Regions from separate parts of the Homo sapiens genome. Here region 1 is linked to region 2. A link is a loop called in an ENCODE intact Hi-C map of the cell type or tissue named here. Cell type or tissue: gastrocnemius medialis. All regions are shown on one strand. Each heading gives the region's core, and the rest is flanking DNA. Links, peaks and the distances in the headings are about the cores only. Region 1 has its middle 270 kb from the start of LINC00693. Region 2 overlaps LINC00693 (long intergenic non-protein coding RNA 693).

Region 1 (5,387 bases), core at 240-5,239, 170 kb before region 2:
CGCCAGGGGGTTCCATACTTAAAAAGACAGACTTATTTTTAGCTCCCGACAAATCCCTGTGGCTCTCAATACAAAGGAAAGATGAGTGACTAGGCTTACTCCTTTCTCTTGGCTGGGGGAAAAGAAAAAGGAAACGAAAAAAAGAAAACCAACCTGAAGTTTGTCGCTATGTCGCTTTTCATTTTTCAATGTTAATTTGGAAATTTGCTTCAACTTGCTGTGAACCTTTCCACAGAAATATATTACACTGAACAGAAGTGTTTTAAAAATACTGGCGCACTCTGGTAACCGTCTGTCACTCTTTGCGGCACATAGCAATTTAAAATTATTGGAGCTCTTAAATTAAGTGCTTAAATTTGAAGGTGATCACCACTTTGAGCATGTGGATTGCACAGCTATCTCAACTATAACAGTGCTTCAATTTCCTTTAAGCAGGTCATTTTAGGGAGCGATAAGGGAGTCTGATTGCCCAGCATGCATTGATTTAAAACTACTGGAGTCGTCAATTCATTTCTACAAGCACTTCTGTTTGGGTGCAATCTTACTCTGACGGCTTAAATTGGTCTAAATTGTTCTATACTGCACATGCTGAAAACACTAATGTATTTTAGTAATCTGCCTTTTGGGGGGCAAAATTAACAATAATTTCTGGCTAAGCCAAAAACAGTACACCAGCAGATGTATTTGCCTTTCAAAAACACAAGGTCACCTAGGTGAGATTTTTGGTGTGTCTAATGTCTAAAAGATGTAAAGTGAAAATATGTATTGGTTTTTCAGAGACATTTGGCTTAACATACTGTATTCAATTTCTCAAAAATAATACGAATTTTATCAGAACGGAATACCTGTTGTAGAACTCTGTGTCCTTACTAGAACCCACAAACTAATATTTTATTGCATCCAAAATACTGAAAAATCATGTTTTGCAGTCTGTCTGTACATAGGAAATAAAAAAGCTTTTCTTCAATTCAACATACCCCAGGTAAGTTACAAGGAAAACAAACAAACAAAATAAACCACAGAGTATTAAGAAGGGAAAAAAGCCAATGCGTAAAATGTCTTAGATAACAGATCCCAAAAATCCCACAATCATATTTATATTCCCAGAAAAATAAGTTTTGCTCTTAAAAATAAGTGAGGAGATACACCTAATGTTAAATGATGAGTTAATGGGTGCAGCACACCAACATGGCATATGTGTACATATGTAACAAACCTGCACGTTATACACATGTTCCCCAAAACTTAAAGTATAATAAAAAAAATTAAAAAAATAAATAAAATAATGTTCCACAAAAAAAAAATAAAAAAATAAGTAAGGAAAGGCTGGCTCAACTGCAACAGAAATTACAATAACAAAACAACAATAGTTAACATGTATCAAACACTGAGTGCTTATTTCAGGCAATCCTCACAGTAATCCCATGAGGTAAATATTACAGTCCTCCTTCCTTTTCTTTAAAATTATTTTTTATTGGACAAATTCCTATATCTGCAAAAATATATTTTTAAGGCAGGTCAGAACAAGAAAGTACTCTCTCAGAGCGTGTCGTAGCAGTTTCGTTGAGGTATGGCATGCATACCATAAAAATCGGCCATTGTAAATACAAAATTCAACTGATGGTCATTAAGTTTATAAAGTTACACAATGATCTCCGCGATCCAATTTTAAAACATTTCCATCACTCCCAAAAGTTTCCCTCTGCTCATTTGCAGTCAACCCCCACTACTAACCCAAAGCCCAGGCAACCTCTGATCTAGGAATTTTGTACAAATGGAATCACATGCTCTGTTGTCTTCTATTTCTGTCTTTGTACCCATAGCATAATGATTTTGAGGTTTGTGCTGTAGCACATATCAGTAGTTCTTTCCTTTTTATTGCTGAATAGTATTGCACTATGGGGCTATACCACAGCTGGCAGACATTTAGGTTGTCTCCATTTTTGTTCCATTATAAATAATGCTATGAATCCTGTGTGTATGTCTGTGTTGACATACATTGTCTGTCATTTGTCTTGGGAGGAAACCTAGGAGTATTGGTGGTTTATAAATTTATGTTTAACTTTGCAAAAAAAAAACCTGCCAAACTATTTTACAAAGTGGCTATTTTATTTTACATGTTTACTTTTTCACTAGCAATGAATATAATATCATTTTACTGAGAGGAAAAGGAAGTTCAACAGGATTAGGGACCTTGTATGAGATTACACAACTAGTAACTGCAAAGCAGGGGTCTGAAGCTGAGATCCCTGATTCCGTATCAGAACTCTTTAAAGTCTCAAAGTTAAATAGATTATTCAAGGTTAAACAAATTTCTCTGTTGCAGGACTTAAGAGGATTTAATGCCCCATTTGATATGAGGAACTTCCAAGAAAAGTTAATAGCATGCAGTGTTTCTTCACATATTGCTCACAGGACCCTTTCCTATCACAGTACCTGTGTTCTGTTGAGTTCTCTAGAAGCAGAGCATGAGACAGAGACCTGGATGCATATAACGTGTTGAAGAAACGAAAGTATAATGGGAGGAGGAAAGCAGGATAGAAAAGAGAAAGGGGCTAAACAAGGATGGTGCTATGGTTTGCATGTTTTTGTCCCCTCCAAAACTCACGTTGAAACTTAATCCCCAATACACCAATGTTCGTGGGTGGGGCTTAGTGGGAGGTGTTTAGGTCATGCGGGCTCCACCCTTATGAATGGATTCATCCCAGTATAAAAAGGGTTTGTGGGAGTGGGTTTGTTTTCTTCTACTTTCCATCATGTCAGGACACAACATTGCTCCGCTTTTGCTCTTCTGACACATGAGGAACAGTTTTTCTCCCCTCCAGAAGAGGCAGCGTTCAAGGCACCATCTGAGAGACAGAGACTGGGCCCTCACGGGACAGAAACCTCCTGGCACCTTTATCTTGGGCCTCCCAGCCTTTAAAACTGTGAGCAATGTATGTCTGTTCTTTATAAATTACCCGTCTCAGGTATTCTGTTATGGCAGCAGTAATAGACTAAGACACTTGCTTTATTACTTACTGCTTGCTACTGTAAAGGAGACAGAAGCCTCAGGTAGGATCCAGATTTGCCTGTTTGAGAGTGAGGAGATGCTCTAAGACATACACTACAAAGCGGAAGTATCCTCCCTGGAGGCAATGGTACAGCATTTTGTTCCCCAAGGCAGACAGTCATTAGCTGTGGGCTCCCCCTCCTGAGAAGGGGGAGGGAAGGAGTAAGAAGCTTCTGGTTTTGGTGCCTCCCAGTTGTGGAGAGCAATGCTCCAAAGAAGGTGGCTGCTGTGAGCCATTAGCAGCCGACAATCACTGAGTGCACTGTTCTGGAGATAGAACCTGGGGTGGAGGGAACCCACAGAATACATTATAGGATACTTTGTACCCTTCCATTGAGACTAACATGTCAAGCTCTTTCTCATCTCTGGGCCTTTGCACTAGCTTTTTAAACTTGAAAACCTTACCCCCATCCAAAATACAATCTGGCTTCTCACCGATCAAGTCTTAGTGCAAAAGTCAATTTGAGAAAACGGAAAGAGAAAAGAATAGTCATAGTGGTTATGGTGGTAGGGGTTAAGAATTAGTCATTAAAACTGACTATAAATTTTCTGCATGACTGAAGGTCTTTCTGAGCTTTCACACCCCAGTCATCAGATAACTGGGAAAACAACAAAGCACTCAGGGGTACAAGGCACTTCTCTCAACTTTGAGTCACTTTTCTCAGAATCACAGGACTGCTGGGTATCACTCAGGACAGGTTAGGTTACAGTACAGTAACAGCTAGTGCCCAAATCTCAGTGGCTTAAAATAAGTTCATTTCTTGCTTATACTACACATCCATGTGGGGCACCAGAGGAGGGGGTGGGGATGCTCTGTTACCAAAGTCACTCACTCCGAGTCCTGCTGATAGATCAGCTATGAATCAGAACATTGCCAGTCAGCAGATACCACTTTTGACCACAGCTCGTTGGTTTAGAACTGCTCCTAGGGTCTCAACCTTGCCACCAAGGGGCTGAAAAGTGCAATCGTGCCAAGTTCTTAGAAGAGAGGAGACCAGGTGAGGAACGTGTAGCCATCCCTTAAGGCTTGCCTTCATCCGATCTATAAATAGTAGGGCTCCGGTTTCTAGTCAATAAAATAACTCCTTTCTGATGGCCTCCTGTGTTGAACTGGTTTTAGAAAGCGCAAAACTTGTAATGGTGTGAGGATAAAGGGCAATTAAAGAGGGCATGAGCAGTGGTTAATGAGCTAGCAAACATTTCTAAGAGAACACTAAAAAAACTACTAAATTCCAAGCCACTAGCCCAGTAAGTTTGCAGTATTTTAAGATGTACAGAGCTTTTCTCCTCTCACTTTGAGGGAAAGAAGGTTGACTTGTTTCTATTTCTAAGGTAAATGAAGGTCAACAAGGCCATAAAACTTATTTTAAGACCAAGCCAGGACAGTGATCTGACAAGGTTATAGAACAGGAAACCTTAATTAAAGTTTCCAAGTTAAGAGAAAGAAATTAACTACTTGATTATATTGTTCTATGTATAAAGAAAGTCTTTCAAAATCCTATATAATTTTGCAAAAGTTCTTTGCAATGAATTTAAAATAAGTCATCTTTGTCAAGGTACTTAGATTTATGACACAAAGGTAGCTTTTAGCTTAATTGTTATTTTTTTCCTCAGAACCTTCTACATGAACAACAGTCAATTAGGAGAGACTTCTTTTACTACTCAGCAGATATGAAGCTGCTGAAGTGTACTTTAGATCCTTTTTTATGAAATTAGCTAAATTTAGGATTCTTTCCCAGTTGCCTGTGAGTTGTCTAGAATAATGTGAAGTTCTAAATTTTTTTTAATGGAAAAGAGAAAACAATCTATTGAAATAGTATTGAGGCAACGTAAGCATAAGCCATCTGTGTCAGTCATGCAAAATTGTCTCCCAAGGTTTAAATTAAGAGGGATCACAGAAAGCACCTGTTTCTTTCCACAGGTATAGGGGGAGCTCAAGAATTGCAATACCCACCTAAGAGTCAAATCTCAGCGTATCTAATTTTTCTTATACTTGCTTTTGTATTTGCTTCTTAGTGAAAGTAACTGATTAGAGAAGTAGGAAATATTCCCCTGTTACTTGGTAGTCCCTGATCTCATCAGTTCTTTGGCCATACACACCTAACCCAATAACTAACATAAAAGAGATGTTACATGCTAAGGCTAAAGAATGCCATGCCTCTTTTTTTTTCATATTTGTGGAGTATCTTTTGTCCAATTATCTTAAAGCAATGCATAGAGAATGGATACCTGTTTTAATAGCATGCTGTTTGACTGAGAGATCTGTCTCTTTGTTCCTTCTACTCTGGCCTTTGTGATTTCCTCAAATATGCCACACTCCCACCTAGGCCTGCAT
Region 2 (5,387 bases), core at 332-5,331:
TTCCCAGAGGCAGTGAGCAACTGGGCAGAGAGAATGACATGTGAGAACAGTGTCCCTCACTAGCTGCAGTTGAGAAAATGAATGCCTGGGTCCTAAAGCAGGCACCTGGGCTGCACATCACAGCATCTACTACACTATTTCATCAGGAAGAGAAAGAGGTTCTGATGCTTTTATTACTTATCCCTGGTCAGAACTCATGGGTACGGGGTTATCAATTACAACATCCCTTCAACCAACTGGCAATACAATCGGATATATTTCTCCTTAACATTCCTACAAGGAAATATCTACAGAGCTAGCTCGCATTTTTCAAATAAAAACATAGCTCTATCAAGAGGCTTTTGGTAGTACAGGTGTTCGGCTTTGGTGAGGTGAAAGGTGGGGCTGAAAAAAGAAAAGTTTGGCAGACTTAATTAATAACAGTAAACAATAGCTATACTTTATTTATTCCACAGGCATCCCATGAAAAGGGAACTGAATCCAAATGAGCCTGGATGAATCACAAAGGTCCAGGCCCTCAAAGGGAATTTTCCTGAGGAACTAGGAGAGCATACATAGAAACTCCATGCGTACTTTTTAGCTGAATTGAATGAAAGCTTATGCAAAATTGTGGCACCCATACTTTTATTCTGAAACAGTGAAGTTTTCAGTTCTAGGTCAGTCTTTTAAAGACAAATTAATAAAGATGTTCTGGGGTTTGAGAATTTTAACAGGAGATACAGAAAATAGCAGAAAAGGAAGACTGGTCTTAGAAGACTTGAGTAAGACAAAGGAGGTAAGGGAAGGTAGAACCTTAGTATTGCATTCTGGCTGTGTCTGAGCAAAGGAAGAAAGCTTAGAGGCGTCTAAGAGGGGCTGACAGATGCAGGCCGCAGGAATGGCAGAAATCAATAATATGAAGTCATAAAACCAGACAGGCATTGAACATTTAGATGGCAGAGCAGACCCAGAAAAAAATTGCAGTGTGCTGTGTCAGTATCTGCAAAACAAACAAACAAAAACCATAAAGGTGACATGCTGCAAATGTTGGCAAGGGAGATCCTGGAATTACTTGCTACTCACTAAAAATGTGTAAACTGTCAGTGAGATAGTCCTAATTTATGGTACTGTCTTAAGTTACTTTAGTAACATAAAATTTTAAAGGCTTGCATAGACTCATTTGGGACTTCTATTGCCCATTCTTAGTTTTGAAATAATGGCCTCAACTGTGAATTCTCTTACGAAGGTTTTTAATACCTAATTTCTGTGTTAGGTAGAAGCCATTGCATGTACACACATTTTACTAACGGACATACACACCATCCACTTGCAGCTCACCAAGCTCCCTAATGTGCATGTTTGTCCACAAGCTCCTAGACCCTGACCATGAGTGAGCTACTGGGACCAGAAGGATGGTAATCCCAGCTCTGTCATTTACTATCCTTGAGATCTTGCAAAATTCCCTTAACTACAGAAAGACACAGCTTTCTTATCTCTTAAATAACATAGGAATGAATATTTGAAAAGCCCTGTCCATCTTGCAAGGCTTTCTTAGAGTTTCAAATGAGATTTTATAAGTGAAAGTCACTTATAAACTTTAAGATGCAATATAAACATAAGAAATTATGGTGGCATGTGTAGAGAGTATAGGATTCTGCTCATATTATGTAACGAGTATAGAAATTATCCAGCAAAATTGGTGAGAAAAAAATAGTTTAAATATAAGTTCATTTACATTTGGCCATTTTTCACCCTAATAATACAAGCTACCACAACATGAAACATAATAATAAATGAACTTGCTCATGGTTACTGTGGAAATGCTTTCATAAAACAGCTATGTCTGGTGTGATTTAAAAAAAAAAGCCAATATTTACCAAGTGCACTTAATATGGGCTGGCACTATTCTAAGAGTTTTAGATGTATTAAAACTCATTTAATCCCCATTACACCCCTATGAGGAAGGTAATATTATAATAGTAAACTCACTTTACTAATGAGAAATCTGGGGCTCAGAGAGGTTAATTTGCCCAAGATCACATAAATAGGAGGGGTGGCACCAAGAGCTGAACCCAAGCAGTCTGGCTCCTAACCCAACACAGTGATATACTAGAGAGAGAGAATATCAGCACTAACATTGAAAAGTTGTAACTGTGGGAAGGAGGTAGAAAAGGACGGTCAGGGAAAGAAAATATTTGTAAAATGTTAATCTGCTTAATGTTTTTACCTAACCTCTTCCAAGTGTACAAAACTTTGTGATTAAAAACAAACACCTAGCCCACAAACATACAGTCTAATAACCAGGAGTCTCTTTATTTCTCATAAAGGGATTTATCTGTCCTTAATGGTTCTGCTGTCTGATCTCAGATGGACCTAACCCCATTCCCCATTCTTAATTACCAGCAATTCAATTTGAACCAGGGTAAATGGACAGCTTGATCATATCTGCAGTCTGACACCAGAAATGCTATGACAACCACCCATTTTTCTTTAAAAAAATGATCTCGTAGCTTGTATCATGTCCTGTCTTTCATCTTCTGGAAGAAGAGAGATGGAATGTACAAATAAGCCACACTGTTGGCCAGAAGCCTGTGTGATAATAAGCCCTGATCTCCCATAGGTCAGAGTACGATACCAGACCATTCAGAGCATACAGGGCAAGTCAAATGCCCTGTGAGCTTCTGTGACTACAGGAAAGAACAGTCATTTTGAACCTTTTGGGTTTCTGCCAGGGGAACTTTATTCAGTCCCCAACGTGAGCACCTTCTTTGTGCCAGGCACTGTCAGACACCGGGGACACAGAATGAATATGACCCAGTCTCTGCCCTGAGGAGTTCACAGCATAGCAGGGCAATGCAGATACATAAATAGCCACCTGTGATGAGTGCTAAAAAAAGGGACAGGAGGAGAGCACACACAGAGGAAGGAGAGAATGGAGAGGGGTACATATTCAGGAATTATTTCTGATTAAGATGAATGGGATTTGGGATTTAACTAGGTGGGGTGGGAGAGAGAAATGATCCTAAAGTTTCTGGCTCTCAGGTCAGCTCAGACCATTATAGAGAAAGACTAGTTCTAAGAGGCTATGTCTGAGCTCATGTGCTCAAAAGCCCCAAGTGACAAGTTTCAAACCACCATTAGCGCCATCTGTTGGCCACAGTAGGAGGTGACATACACTGGGCTGGCATTTGGCTTTATGGAAATGAGCTGTGAAAGTTACCAAGTAGAGGACACCTGTATATGATAACATCCTTAACCTAGAGGCATAAGAAAGGATAGTGGTTTGCAAGCTTGTCTAAGCCAACTTATTTTGTTGTTGTTGTTCTGTTTTGTTTTGTTTTAGGCTTTTAGCGGCCTGTAGCCATTGTTTTTAGTTTCTGTCTGTAGAGATAAACAGAAAAGAGGGGTGAGGAAGGGACTTCACTGACCCAACCAGAAAGGGAAACTAAGAACTCACGACTGTATTCTCTCCCTTGGACACTTTACTAAACTATACAGGCTCTGGGGTCAGACTGCATTGGGGTATAAACTAATAGTACATGACATTGGTCTTTTATCTTGTCTAAGACTCGGATTTTATTAAAATGAAAAACGACAATAAAACTGTAACTATGTCACAGAACCATTTTGAAAATTAGAATATATGCTACATGGACAAGAACTCTCATATACTGGTAGTGCGAATATAAACTGAGAGTACAATTTTTGAACATATGTATGTTCTATGACCTAGCAGTTTCACTCTTAAGATTATACGCAATAGAAACGTGTATTATGGGTGCTGAATGGTACATATATATATATATATGAAAATTTCCTAATAGTCCTGCTTGTGATAATAATAAACTAAAAATAAGCAACATTTCCAGCAACAGAAAAATAGATACATAAATTGTAGTTATTCATACAATGGGACACTACACAGTAATGGGCATGAGCAATCAACAACTACACATAAAAAGATAGACAAATCTTACAGACATAAAATTGAGCAAAGAGGCCAGATACCAAATACTACATATTGTATGACTCCATTTAAATAACACACAGACACAGGCTAAACTAATAAATGTTAAAAAGTCTGGATGACTGGCCAGGCACGGTGGCTCATGCCTGTAATCCCAGCACTTTGGGAGGCTGAGGCGGGTGGATCACCTGAGGTCAGGAGTTTGAGACCAGTCTAATCAACATGATGAAACCCTGTCTCTACTAAAAATACAAAAAATTAGCTGGGCGTGATGGCGGGCACCTGTAATCCCAGCTATTTGGGAGGCTGAGGCATGAGAATTGCTCGAACCTGGGAGGCGGAGGTTGCAGTGAGCCGAGAACATGCCATTGCACTCCAGCCTGGGCAGTAAGAGCAAAACTCCATCTTGAAAAAAAAAGTCCGGATGATTATCACTGGGTAGAGGGTTAGTAACCAGGAAGGGAGCATTAAAGCATTAAAGAAGCCCCTAAAATGCTGGCAATGTTATTTTCTGATGTGGATGCTGCTTACCTGAACGTATTTACTTGGTAAATTTTTTTTGATTTTTTAAAGTTGAAAATAATTTTCAATCTTTTAAAAGTGCTCTTCTACTTTCAAAAGCTCTCAGCACTGAACCTGCTTGATAACAAGTGTTCAGTATATATTAGGTATTGAAATGTCATGAGAATGAAGAAGAGGATGATGAAGAGTCAAATAGAGGAGTAATTCAGAGGGAGAGCTGGTGAGTATTACTTCTGCTACATTCAGAGACATTCTTCAGTTCAGTAGACAGTCTTGGAATCCACAACAAAGTACAAGATTGCTAAGGAGAGCTTCTAAGTATGAAACCTGGGAAAACACAAGATAGGCAGAGAAGGAATAATGTGGGAGAGAGACTTAACAGAAGGTAGGAAGAGAAGTAAAATAGGATCATGGTTCAAAAACAAGAGAAAAAGAGCCTCCCATGAAATGTAGTTTGTAGTGTGTGGTGTCAAGAGTTTTCATGCTACACAAAAATTGGGACAGACGAAGACTACATATCGTCCCATGGATTTGTCTGCGACCCCAGCTGGAACAGTTTTAGAAGAGCTGAATTTAGAATGGAACTTGAGGGAGTAAAATAGTGAGTCGTGTGCCACTGTGGGCAATGAAGGGAAGGGAAGAAGCATGACATTATGTCTAGATGAAATAGGTGATGGCAATGTCCTTATTACAATATTTAAGTCCTGAGTATTCTATTAATAATAATTTGAAAGGACAGTGGAGAGGAAGCAATAGAAGATACAGAAAAGACGAGGTAACTGACAGAATAAGGTCCTTGAGGAGGGATGAGGGAAATGATCCTGTTTTGGTGACAGTATGTTTAGGTACTCTTCCAATACACAAACCTGTGTAGGAAATAAAGGGCACTCTAGTCTATCTCTAATATTCTGTGGAAGCT

What was found. A loop is a pair of places that touch in the nucleus more often than their neighbours do. Peaks named below come from ENCODE experiments on the same cell type or tissue, not always from the same donor. Only the 100,000 strongest peaks of a DNase experiment are listed, where the experiment ranks them.
Region 1: it touches region 2 in a loop (3-fold over the local background); 4 of 110 quality-filtered maps call a loop at or near these places.

The regions. Positions count from the first base shown.
Region 1 is chr3:28,839,517-28,844,903 of GRCh38, reverse strand. No RefSeq gene overlaps it. Among named protein-coding and RNA genes, the nearest start is that of LINC00693, 270 kb to the right of the region's middle. In gastrocnemius medialis, for the core only: no CTCF peak of the experiment used is centred there; no DNase peak of the experiment used is centred there; H3K4me3 peaks cover 113 bases; H3K27ac peaks cover 2,216 bases.
Region 2 is chr3:28,665,586-28,670,972 of GRCh38, reverse strand. The region is part of intron 2 of LINC00693 (long intergenic non-protein coding RNA 693); the gene reads right to left. Among named protein-coding and RNA genes, the nearest start is that of LINC00693, 93 kb to the right of the region's middle. RefSeq lists a silencer at 3,042-3,201. In gastrocnemius medialis, for the core only: a CTCF peak has its summit at 3,127 (motif pointing left); DNase peaks (open chromatin) are centred at 2,802 and 3,132; H3K4me3 peaks cover 558 bases; H3K27ac peaks cover 2,713 bases.